2 separate regions of the Homo sapiens genome follow, and region 1 is linked to region 2. A link is an interaction called in ENCODE POLR2A ChIA-PET data of the cell type or tissue named here. Cell type or tissue: MCF 10A. All regions are shown on one strand. Links, peaks and the distances in the headings refer to the core of each region. The heading gives the core; the rest is flanking DNA. Region 1 overlaps CTNNA2 (catenin alpha 2). Region 2 overlaps CTNNA2 (catenin alpha 2).

Region 1 (5,393 bases), core at 196-5,195, 71 kb before region 2:
ATGCACCTGGTCACCCAAGAGCTCTGATGGAGATATACACAGAGATTAATAGTGCTTTCCTGCTTGCTAACACATCTATTCTGCAGCAGATGTATCAAGGAGTCATTTTGACTTTCAAGTCTTATTATTTAGAAAATTCACTTTTTAAGGCTATAGCTGCAATAGATAGTGATTCTCCTGATGGATCTGGGCAAAGTAAATTAAAGGCCTTCTGGAAAGAATTCGCCATCCTAGTTGCCACTAAGAACATCCATGATTGATTCACCGGAGAAAGTCAAAATATCAACATTAACAGGAGTTTGGAAAAAGTTGATCCCAACCCTCATAGTCGACTTTGAAGGGTTCAAGACTTCAGTGGAGGAAGAAAGTGCTTATCTAGTGGAAATAGCAAGAGAACTAGAATTAGAAGTGGAGCCTAAAGATGTGACTGAATCTGCAATGTCATGATCAAACTTCATGGATGAGGAATTGCTTATGTATGAGCAAAGCGGCTTCTTGAGATGTAATCTATCCCTAGCTATGATAGTGTGAACATTGTTGAAATGACAACAAAGGATTTAAAATATTATATAAATGTAGTGCATAAAGCAGCAGCAGAGTTTGAGAGGACTGACTCCAATTTGAAAGAAGTTCTACTGTGGATAAAGTGCTGTCAAACAGCATCTCACATGCTACAGAGAATCTTTTGTAAAGGAATAGTCAATCAACGCATCAAACTTCATTGTTATCTTACTTCAAGAAATTGCCACAGCCACGCCATCCTTCAGGAACCACACAGGAACCACCACTCTGATCAACATCAAGGAAACCCCCCCTACCATCAAAGAGATTATGGCTGGCTGAAGGCTCAGAATGATCTTTAGCATTTTTTAGAAATGAAGTATTTCTAAATAAAGGTATGTACAGTTTTTAAACATAATCCTACTGCACAGTTAATGGACTACACTGCACTGTAAACATAACTTATATGCACTGGGAATCAAAAAAGATTTGTATGATTCACCTTATTGCAATTGGCATTTTACTGCAGTAGTTGGAACAGAACCAGCAATACGTTCGAGGTTTGCCTGTGTTTGGAAAAAAGCCATACCTGTTTACATAGACATGAACATGAACTTTTTGGTCAGAAGACCATACTTGGTGTATATATGGATTTTTGAACCCCCTGTAATAACTTCCTCACCCCCATACCCTGTGCCTTCAGGTCTAGGACTTAACAGTTAGTAAGCACGCTAATCTAGTATATATCAAGGAGGGCAGTCAATTATTTAAAGGCAGAATACACACTTCATTCACATTTGCATTCCTGACAGTGGCCTATAGGCAGCAGGCAATCAAAAGACAGACACTGAATGAACATGCCCATTGAGAAGGGGCGATCAATTACACACTTTTATTCTGAGGTGTTTTGAAGAGAAAGAATTCATGAAGTAAAGAGAGAGAGGAATGTTGCAACTAGAAAGGAAAAGAGATGAAAATAGTAATAAAAGGCAAAAGTATCCTAGAGATTATTCCATTGCTGTGAAAAACTGCAATGTTTGGGTGGCACACTCTAATATCAAGTGTGGTATTTAAACATGTCATGAAACATTTGATTGCAACATATTTTATTGTAAACTTCCTTATATTTGGCAACATTACTATTTTAGAAATGATATAATTTTGTTATGAAAAAAAATCAGTGATGACCAAACTATTTGACTGTTGTAAACCATAAGGCTACAGATTCAAAGCAATAAAGTTCACGGTGAATTTTTAAAAGAAAATAAACTTAAGACTGTAGAGTTAAAAAAAAATAGGAAAAGTTAAAAAGCAAAACTCTTGGGCATTATGAGATCAAGTTAATAGCTTTTTCAGATCTTAGCTTCCTACTACTTTGTGAGCCAAATCCAAGAATTAAACTGTCACATGATTAATGCCAAGATGCTTATTTTAAAATACTATTAAAAATTGTAGGTTTTCCAAAGTGGGAAAAAGTTTGACTGTTATCACACAGTCATTTCACTTTTTTATGTGCATAGGCCACATCTTAAAATTGGTTTTGCTCCTGTAATGTTAATAGCTAGCATCATTGCTCCCCAAACTTGTTGCATTTCATATGGACAAATTTAATATCAGATACAGAAGTTAGGGTAGCATTAAAAAAACTACAATCTTTTAAAAACAAAGATCTGTTTTTATTGTTTTTTAAATAGAGTTTCCTGACCAAAGAGATATTCCCCTAAGAAGAAACTGATACATAAAATATCATTAATGCCACTTCAAAATATCTCTTGGGCCAAACTTGCAGTTTACTTATGTAAATGTTTGGCTGTAGCTCAGAGAGAAGATGAGAAGTAGTTTCCCTAGCTATTGGGCTGTGTCCACAGCCTACCAGCAGGACAGAGTGGGCTGTATCATTATTTGTCAAACCCCGTCTGCGGAAAGGTGCCTGCTGCCTCTGATTGTCAACTCCAAAGGCATGCTCCAGCAGGCCCTGCCAAGCTGGCTCTCTGACAGCGCCTGTTCATTTTCCTGCCATGGCATGCCGTGGCACTTGTACCACTGGGGTTGGACTGCACAGTGTTATCAGCAGAAGCAAAAGCCTTTTCTTGTTGCTGGTAATAATGAGATGCACAAAGGAATGACAAGGAGAAAAGGGAGCAAAGAGGCAGGGCTCGGGGGAGGAAAATTAGCAAAAGCTTTGTCCTATTGAAAAAGTCTGAGATAAGACCTCCTCACCTTGCTTGTCCCCACCCTCAGAAATGTTTATGCATGCATTTAAAGAATAGGTTGGAAAAGTTGTAAGTTCTAAAATGATTCCTCTCTGAAAAAGGCAATGTATAGGTATTTCCTATTGATTTGAAGGTAGAAGGGGATGCAGAAGATTTCCAGGGGCTGTCAGGATGGCTGTGTGATCTGAGGCTGGTTGGAAAGGGCTCCTATTTGGAGCACCATAGTTATCCTGGAAAAAAACTGACCATATACTATAAAGATTAGTATCAGTGGCCACCTTTCTATTCCCCATCAACCAAATTACGAACATACCTATCTAAGCAATTTCCAAATACCTTATGAGAGATTCATTTTGTGGAGGTATCTTTTACAAGATTAGGACTCAGCTATCAGCAAAGCAAAAAATAAAAATAAAAAAGCAGAAATGGGCTGGGCGCGATGGCTCACGCCTGTAATACCAGCACTTTGGGAGACCAAGGCGGGCGGATCACCTGAGGTCCGGAGTTTGAGACCAGCCTGACCAACACGGAGAAACCCCGTCTCTACTACCACAAATACAAAATTAGCCGGGCATAGTGGCTCACGCCTGTAATCCCAGCTACTCTGGAGGCTGAGGCGGGAAAACAGCTTGAATCCGGGAGGCGGAAGTTGCTATGAGTCAAGATCGCGCCATTGCACTCCAGCCTGGGCAACAAGAGTGAAACTCCATCTCAAAAAAAAAAAAAAAAGCAGAAGTGACAATATATTGAGTTCTTTTATCAGCTAAGCTCTAGATATGGTGATATTTAAATGAATAGTTGCTTTCACAAGTCATCAAAAACAAAGACCTTGGGAATAAAAAACAAGACAGGTTTCTGAAAGGGATTAGAGATTGGAATGAGAATGCCAGAGGTGGGAAAGGGAAGCTGAAATGAAAGCAGCAAGCACCAAAGGAAATTTCCTTTCTATCTTGACATATTGAGAATTATAGAGTTTCTGAAAAGAGGATGATCTGGATTTTAATACCATCTCTGCCAAGTTACCTACCCTCTCAATGACTTAGTTTTCTTAAAACAAAACCTAGAATTAGTAGTACCTATTTTATAGAATTTTGATGAGAATTAAATCAAGCAGCAGAGAGTAAGGTAAATTCTAGTCACAGGCCGCATGTTACATCAATGTTCCCATCTGCCTTGGCTTGCCCCATCATTGAAAAGCTGGATTTTTGATTATCCATCAAATCTACAGATTTGACTACACAGTTCTCAGACAAGCCCCAGTGGGAATTTATTATGTTTCTTCCGGAAAAGAAAAGACTGCAACTAGAAACATTTTCTAAACATGACAGCCCCCCTCAGAAATCACTTCCACACTGTTGCAGTCAGAGGTCCTGTCTGCCTGGTTCCCACCAACAGTGATGCAATGTCTCCCTCAGCCCTCAGTCAGCCAAGAACCAGCAGGTCATCAGGGCTAGTACTGCCTGAGTCAGTAGGTGTGAGTTCCACACACCTGTGTAGAATCAACACCTGGCCAATTTGAATTTCCAAGGGTCAGCTGGCTCTTTTAACACCTCACAAAGAAGGCTGATGTTTCCAGTGACCTCCTCCTCACAGAGATTCTTCCAGGTGAACTGGGCCAAATAAGTTAGGTCAAAAGCATTTGGAAAAATGTCCATTTGCTGGCTGGTAGACAAATCTTGAAATGGACTCCACGAGTCCTGTTAAAGGTCAGACTGTCTCTGCAGTTATTCATGTCTACTAGCATCCTCCAGTCTGGCTTCATTTACAAAGAAGAAAGTTATAATTTCAAGTGATGAGCAGTTCTATTTTCTTTCACTCGCTTCCTTCTACAACCTCATAGACAAGTGCTCAAAGCCTTGATAGCTACCAAGTCCCTGCTAAGGGGTAAGTTCTGTGGCTGATATCTCTACCTGTGTTATCACAAACCTTCACTTGTTGGAAAAAAAACAAAACAAAACAAAACTTAACATAGCCAAATTGGAGTAACTGATCACCTATTTTTAAGACATAAACTGTGTAGATTAATGAATCCCATATTCCCTGGCCCTTTTTTACATGAGTGATTCAGATACATCAAAGGCCATCCTGCTTTATAAACTCCAAACACTAAAAAGGAATATAAGCCACCTTAAATAATGTATTCCTTTTTAATGCCTTGACTCCGTGTCTTGAAATAACATAAACACCGAAGCATCTAAGAGGGTGTTATAATCACATTTGCAGAGATGATCAAAAAAGCTCAAAGATCTAAGGAGTGCGCCTGAAACACAGATCCATGACATTTGCGAGACATTCCTTATCTCGTTCAGTTACCCTCCTCCAGCTGCCTTGTAAGGGACCTGTTTGTGATGATTACCTGAGACAGAGAGGAAGTCATCCACTGAGGTGATGTCATCCACGGCCTCTGTCAACACTCGGACCTGCTTCTCCCACTGGTCTTTGAAGACGTCCATGTTATCCTGAGCAACTTTGCTCTGTGGCCGGGCAGCCAGTGTCAGAGCGGCATTGATGACCTATTTGTTGGAAACAATCCAGGGACATGATGACCACACACTTCAAAAGAGGAATAAGCCGGTCAAAGACCATGTTAAAACCATGCACCCTGTACGTTCTACAGATAAGTGGGTTCTTGGTGTTCAGAAGGACAATCAAACACATAAAAGATAAAGGAGATTTTCA
Region 2 (5,393 bases), core at 325-5,324:
TAAAATTGGGGCTTTTATTTTATAGGTCTGAAAAAAATACCATTCATCTAGATTTTATAATAAATTTTAAAATTATCTTTTTTTACATTTTAAAAATAAAACACTGTGCCTTCTCACCTCTGGTAGATGAAAAGCATTGAGTTAGAGCTCTTTGTCCAATTCCATGTAGGAAAATGCATAAAATTTTTCATTTTGTCAACTTTTAAAACTTTAATTTGTGGGAAAAATAAATTATAAATTATATTAACATGCAAATAATGGGTAAGGTTTACATTTTATTTTTTATTGGGCATATGATCAATTAAATTAGAAAACTGCTGGTCTAGAAAATTATGTAAGGAAAAGTAGTGAAAATGTTACATCTATTTCTAAAACCATATAGAAGTAAAAGGAAGGGTTAGTAAAATAAGTCTAGATATCTTCCTTAAGTGCTACTTACATACATTCATAATGTTGTATATGGAACCAAGCTTTCTCCAAAGTTGACAAAAGAATGAAATTATTCAAGCTTTGCATCTGAAAGTGGCCACTTAAATTATTTAAATGACCTTTCCAATGTGGACTCCAATTTCCTATCACAATATCTGTGATTAAAATGTTTTCAATAAATCAGTTTTGTATAATAATTAGAGGACATCCCTTTCTAGTGACTAAGTTACATTTTAGTTATCTACAGATGAGAATTTACCTTTTTTTAGGGCAGTACATTTCAGCTTTGTAGATATCTTTTAGAAAGCTTTCCTCCATATCTGCCTATTTATAGTTTCCACCTGTTGATCCAAGAGCCCTACAAAAATAAGCAGAGCTAAGTGTAACCCATCTTATATATAAAAGCCCTCTAAAAACTTGAAAGCAGCCATTAGGTCTTTCCTTTGTCTTCACTTCATCATGCTATACATCCCATTCCTTTAACTGTTCCCCATAGGGTTTGTCAACCTTGGAATTATTGACATTTTAGGTCAGATGATTCTCTGTTGCTGGAGGCTGTCCTGCGCACTATAGGATATTTAGCAGCACCCTAGTCTTTACCCACTAGACACCAGTAGCATCTCTTCCTTTTCATCACCATGTCCGGCAGCCAAAAATGTCTCAGAACGTTGCCAAATGTCCCTAGACATTGCCAGCTGTCCCCCAAGGAGCTAAAATCTCTGATCGAGAACAACTGTTCCAAGATACTCTAAGAGTTGGTTATAATAAAATGGATCCTAATAATGATCAGAGGAAAAAAACTGTTAATAAATAAAAATTTAAAAATACTTATATGTGTTTTTACTTAGGAATATATGTAACCAAGAAGGTGAGAGATCTCTACAATGAGAACCACAAAATATTGATGAAAGAAATTATAGATGACACAAAAAAATTAAAAAAAAAACCCATGCTCATGGATTGGAAGAATCAATACTGTTATAATGGCCATACTGCCCAAAGCAATCTACAGATTCAATGTAATTCCTCTCACCAATGCCAGTTTTCACAGAATTAGAACAAAAATCCTAAAATTAATATGGTACTAAGAAAAAACCCAAATAGCCAAAGAAATGCTAAGCAAAAAGAACAAATCTGGAAGCATCACAGTATCACCTAATTACGTCAAATTATTACAAGGCTATAGTAACCAAAACAGCTTGATACTAGTATAAAGGAGACACATAGACCAATGAAACAGAATAAAGAACCCAGAAATAGAGCCAAATACCTACAATCAGTTGATCCTTAACAAAGCATACAAGAACATACCCTGGAGAAAGAACACTCTATTCAACAAATAGTGCTGGGAAAATAACTGGATAGCCACATGGAAAAGAATCTGTCACCGTTTACAAAAATTAACTCAAGATGTGTTAAAGACTTAAGTTTAAGACCTGAAACTGTAAAAATTCTAGGAGAAAACCTATGAAAAACTCTTCTGGTCATTGGCCTAGGCAAAGAATTTATGACTAAGACCCCAAAAGAAAATGTAACAAAAACGAAAAGAAATAAATGGGACTTAAACTAAAAAGCTTCCGCACAGCAAAAGAAATAATCAACAGATAAAAAGACCACCTATAGAATGGGAGAAAATATTTGCAAATTATGCCGCCACCAAAGGACTAGTATCCAGAATCTACAAGGACAGATCAGCGAGAAAATAAACCAATAACAAATAATCCCATTTAAAATGTGGGCAAATGACATACACAGACATTTTTCAAAGAAGATATACAAATGGGCAATAAACATATAAAAAATGCTCAATGTCACTAATCATCTGGAAAATGCTAATTAAAACTATAGTGAGACACCACCTTACCCCAGCCAGAATGGTCATTATTAAAAAGTCAAAAAACCACAGGTCTTGGGGCAGATGCAGTCAAAGGGAATGCTTATACACTGTTGATGAGAAAGTAAATTAGTACGACCTCTAAGGAAAATAGTATGGAGATTTCTCAAAGACCTAAAAGTAGATCTACTATTCAATCCAGCAATCCCACTACTGGATATCTACCCAAAGGGGGGTAAAAAGTCCTTATATCAAAAAATACCTGCATGTGTATGTTTATCACAGCACAATTCACAATTGCAAAGATATGGAATTAACCTAAGTGCCCATGAACTGATGAGTGAATAAAGAAAATGTGAGATACACACACACACACACACACACACACACACACACATTCACACCATGGAATACTACTCAGCCATAAGAAAGAATAAAATAATGTCTTTTGCAGAAACTTGGGTGGACCTGGAGGGCATTATCCTAGATAAAGTGATGCAGAAGCAGAAAATCAAATACCACATGTTCTCATTTATAAATGGGAGCTGAGCTATGGGGATGCAAAGGCATATAGAGTAGTATAACGAATGGAGACTCAGAATGGGAAAGGATGGGTGGGAGGTGAGGGATGAAAAATTACCTAGTGGGTACAATGTACACTATTCTGGAGATAGGTACACTAAAAGCCCAGATTTTGCCGCTACATAATTCATCCTTATAATGAAAAATGACTTGTACCCATAAATCTATTGATTTTTTTAAAGAAAATATTTCCCAAATTAAAATTTATTTCTATTTACCAGGAACAGACTAGAAAGCAATCAGTTAGTATTGACTGTTATTACAACCACTTAAGATAATCAGAATCAAAAACAAGTGTTCATTTTTCAAAGCCTGTTTTTCTCCTACGTAGTATGCTTCTGTGTATGTATGTGTGCGTGTGTATGTGTACCACATAGGTACAAATGTATTCTATTCCTTATCAGTGCCACCACATCTGCACATTCCTGTTCTGAAATCTCCATACTGAGACTGATTATCTATAAACTCTAGGCCAGTCATTTTACAAATCCAACCCAATATACTCTAAATAGTAATTATTCTACCAAAACAAAGAACTTCTGTTATGCATGAGAAATGCATGATTTTTGCTTTTTTGCCTGGTAGTAAAAGGCCTCTTTACTCTAAAATTAACAGATAATCATCTCTCTCCTATGAATCCTGATAACATGGCCACTGCTATCAAGCAATTTTCTTCTTCAACAGGCACAAGTCATAAGTCCACCCTCTGAAACTAAGCAGGTGAACAACATGTAATTAGCTGTATTTCATCCTTGGAGGGCATTCTATTTTTCATTCCATGATGCCCCCTTCATTCCCAAAGAGACTGCTCCTTATGTCTGAGGCCAGAAAGCAAGAGAGGGGAGGAGCATTGTGGTGTTGTCAGTAAACCCGTCTGTGAGCTTGCCTGCCTGGTTGTCGTCTGAGTTTCACTTCTTATAAATAGAAAAAATGTAAAGAACTGAGCCAAGGGAGAAAATACATTTAATAATTCTTAAACCCCTCAATACACATAAATAATTTAGTTGTAAAACAATTGCCTGGGAAAAATGCTTTTTTTGCTTCTTGATGCTATGTTACTTCTGTCACTTTGTTTTCTGAGAATTGACTGATTGTCAAACACTGAGTTAAAGTCCAGTTTCCTACAACTAGTGTATCAAATTATTTTTCCACCTTTTCCCCTGGAGAAGTAAGTTGAAAAAGAGAAAATTTGGCAGTTACGTGAAGCTCATCTGCCATTTGGGTCTTAAGGAGTGTGCAAAATATGTTTTCAACAAAATCTGTCCTAATTGACATGAACATGAGAGAGTGTCCCCGAGAGCCAAAAAGCTCCAGCCCGACTTCTCAGATATCTCTACACATTTGTTTTGCCTCCTTGGGGGTGAATCAGACATCATCTGTGGTCATGGGTTCAGCTAATTAAAGGACATAGGTGCTATTCTCAAGAATGACATTTAGCTCAGTTCTCTCAAGGCAAGTAATGTAAAAAAATAAAGAGATAAGTGACAATTGACATATCCTCAGTGCCAGGAGATCTGGTGACTGGGTGAACCTTGAGAAGGGCACACAAGGGCAAATCCATCTGTGCCCTAACATTATTGCTCTAGTCGATAGGAACATGACCCCAGATTGCCAGAATTGATTTTTTTTTTAAGAAAAGCACAAGCCATTATTTTTTTCTTTTAGAATATGCTAAATGTTTAACTATTTGTAATAAATTCTGTTTTTTCTTTCCCCTTCATTCCATATGTGGCAATATTCTGTGTACTGTAATCATTTCCTCAACAGGCCTTATATGATACACAGACTGGCAGTTTGAGACCTCTCTAGGAAGATTTGACTGTTAGTAAATTAGAACATTATTTTATGATTAAGGCAGCTCTTCAAATGCATATGTGAACAAAGTCATCATGTCAAAGAATAGTAGACCCTGAAATAAGTCCCAAAACACCTAATCTCCCACCTCCACTTCACATGATTTCATAGGTGTTTGGTGACAGAATAGCAGATTTCCTGATGCCCACACAAGGGATATTTATATCTCATCACTTGACCTCATATTTGTAGTTGAGAGCTCCAGTCCTTTACTTATCAAAATAAGTAAATAAATAAATGTCCATTACTCTTTTCTTAATAAATTAAAAATATCTTTATGAGCTCCTTATTTTGCACCACCTCTCAACTTCTTTGTTAAATCAGCAGTTATTAGCACATGTGTATTACATGGACCAACAGATTTACCCTCAAAAATAAAGGGGAAAAAATGCCAAAATATAAAACCCAGTATGCTCTAATCCTTGTTAACTCAACATACAATGACACAATTTACACTTTCCAGTGGAGGGATACTGTTGGCCACTTCATCATTGGCACACGTACTTATTATTAACACCGAAGAATGTGTGAATGAGATCGTTAAGTTATTTGAAGAAACATTTATCATATTTTTTGGAAAAGGGTGCTGATGACTGTACAGCATCATCTCTAAAAATGGCAAACAGAAAAATTAACATGTTGAGTAAAAATCACCCAACTCACAGACACCTCATTTGCTTAGGTGTCTATATCT

What was found. Peaks named below come from ENCODE experiments on the same cell type or tissue, not always from the same donor. Only the 100,000 strongest peaks of a DNase experiment are listed, where the experiment ranks them.
Region 1: POLR2A ChIA-PET joins it to region 2 with 5 read pairs; 2 of 35 experiments call an interaction of 5 or more read pairs at or near these places.

Annotation. Positions count from the first base shown.
Region 1 is chr2:80,545,741-80,551,133 of GRCh38, reverse strand. It overlaps CTNNA2 (catenin alpha 2), which reads right to left. Exons shown (of 19, transcript NM_001282597.3): 11 at 5,071-5,227. Among named protein-coding and RNA genes, the nearest start is that of LRRTM1, 240 kb to the right of the region's middle. In MCF 10A, for the core only: no CTCF peak of the experiment used is centred there; DNase peaks (open chromatin) are centred at 1,033 and 2,473.
Region 2 is chr2:80,474,995-80,480,387 of GRCh38, reverse strand. The region is part of intron 9 of CTNNA2 (catenin alpha 2); the gene reads right to left. Among named protein-coding and RNA genes, the nearest start is that of LRRTM1, 170 kb to the right of the region's middle. In MCF 10A, for the core only: no CTCF peak of the experiment used is centred there; no DNase peak of the experiment used is centred there.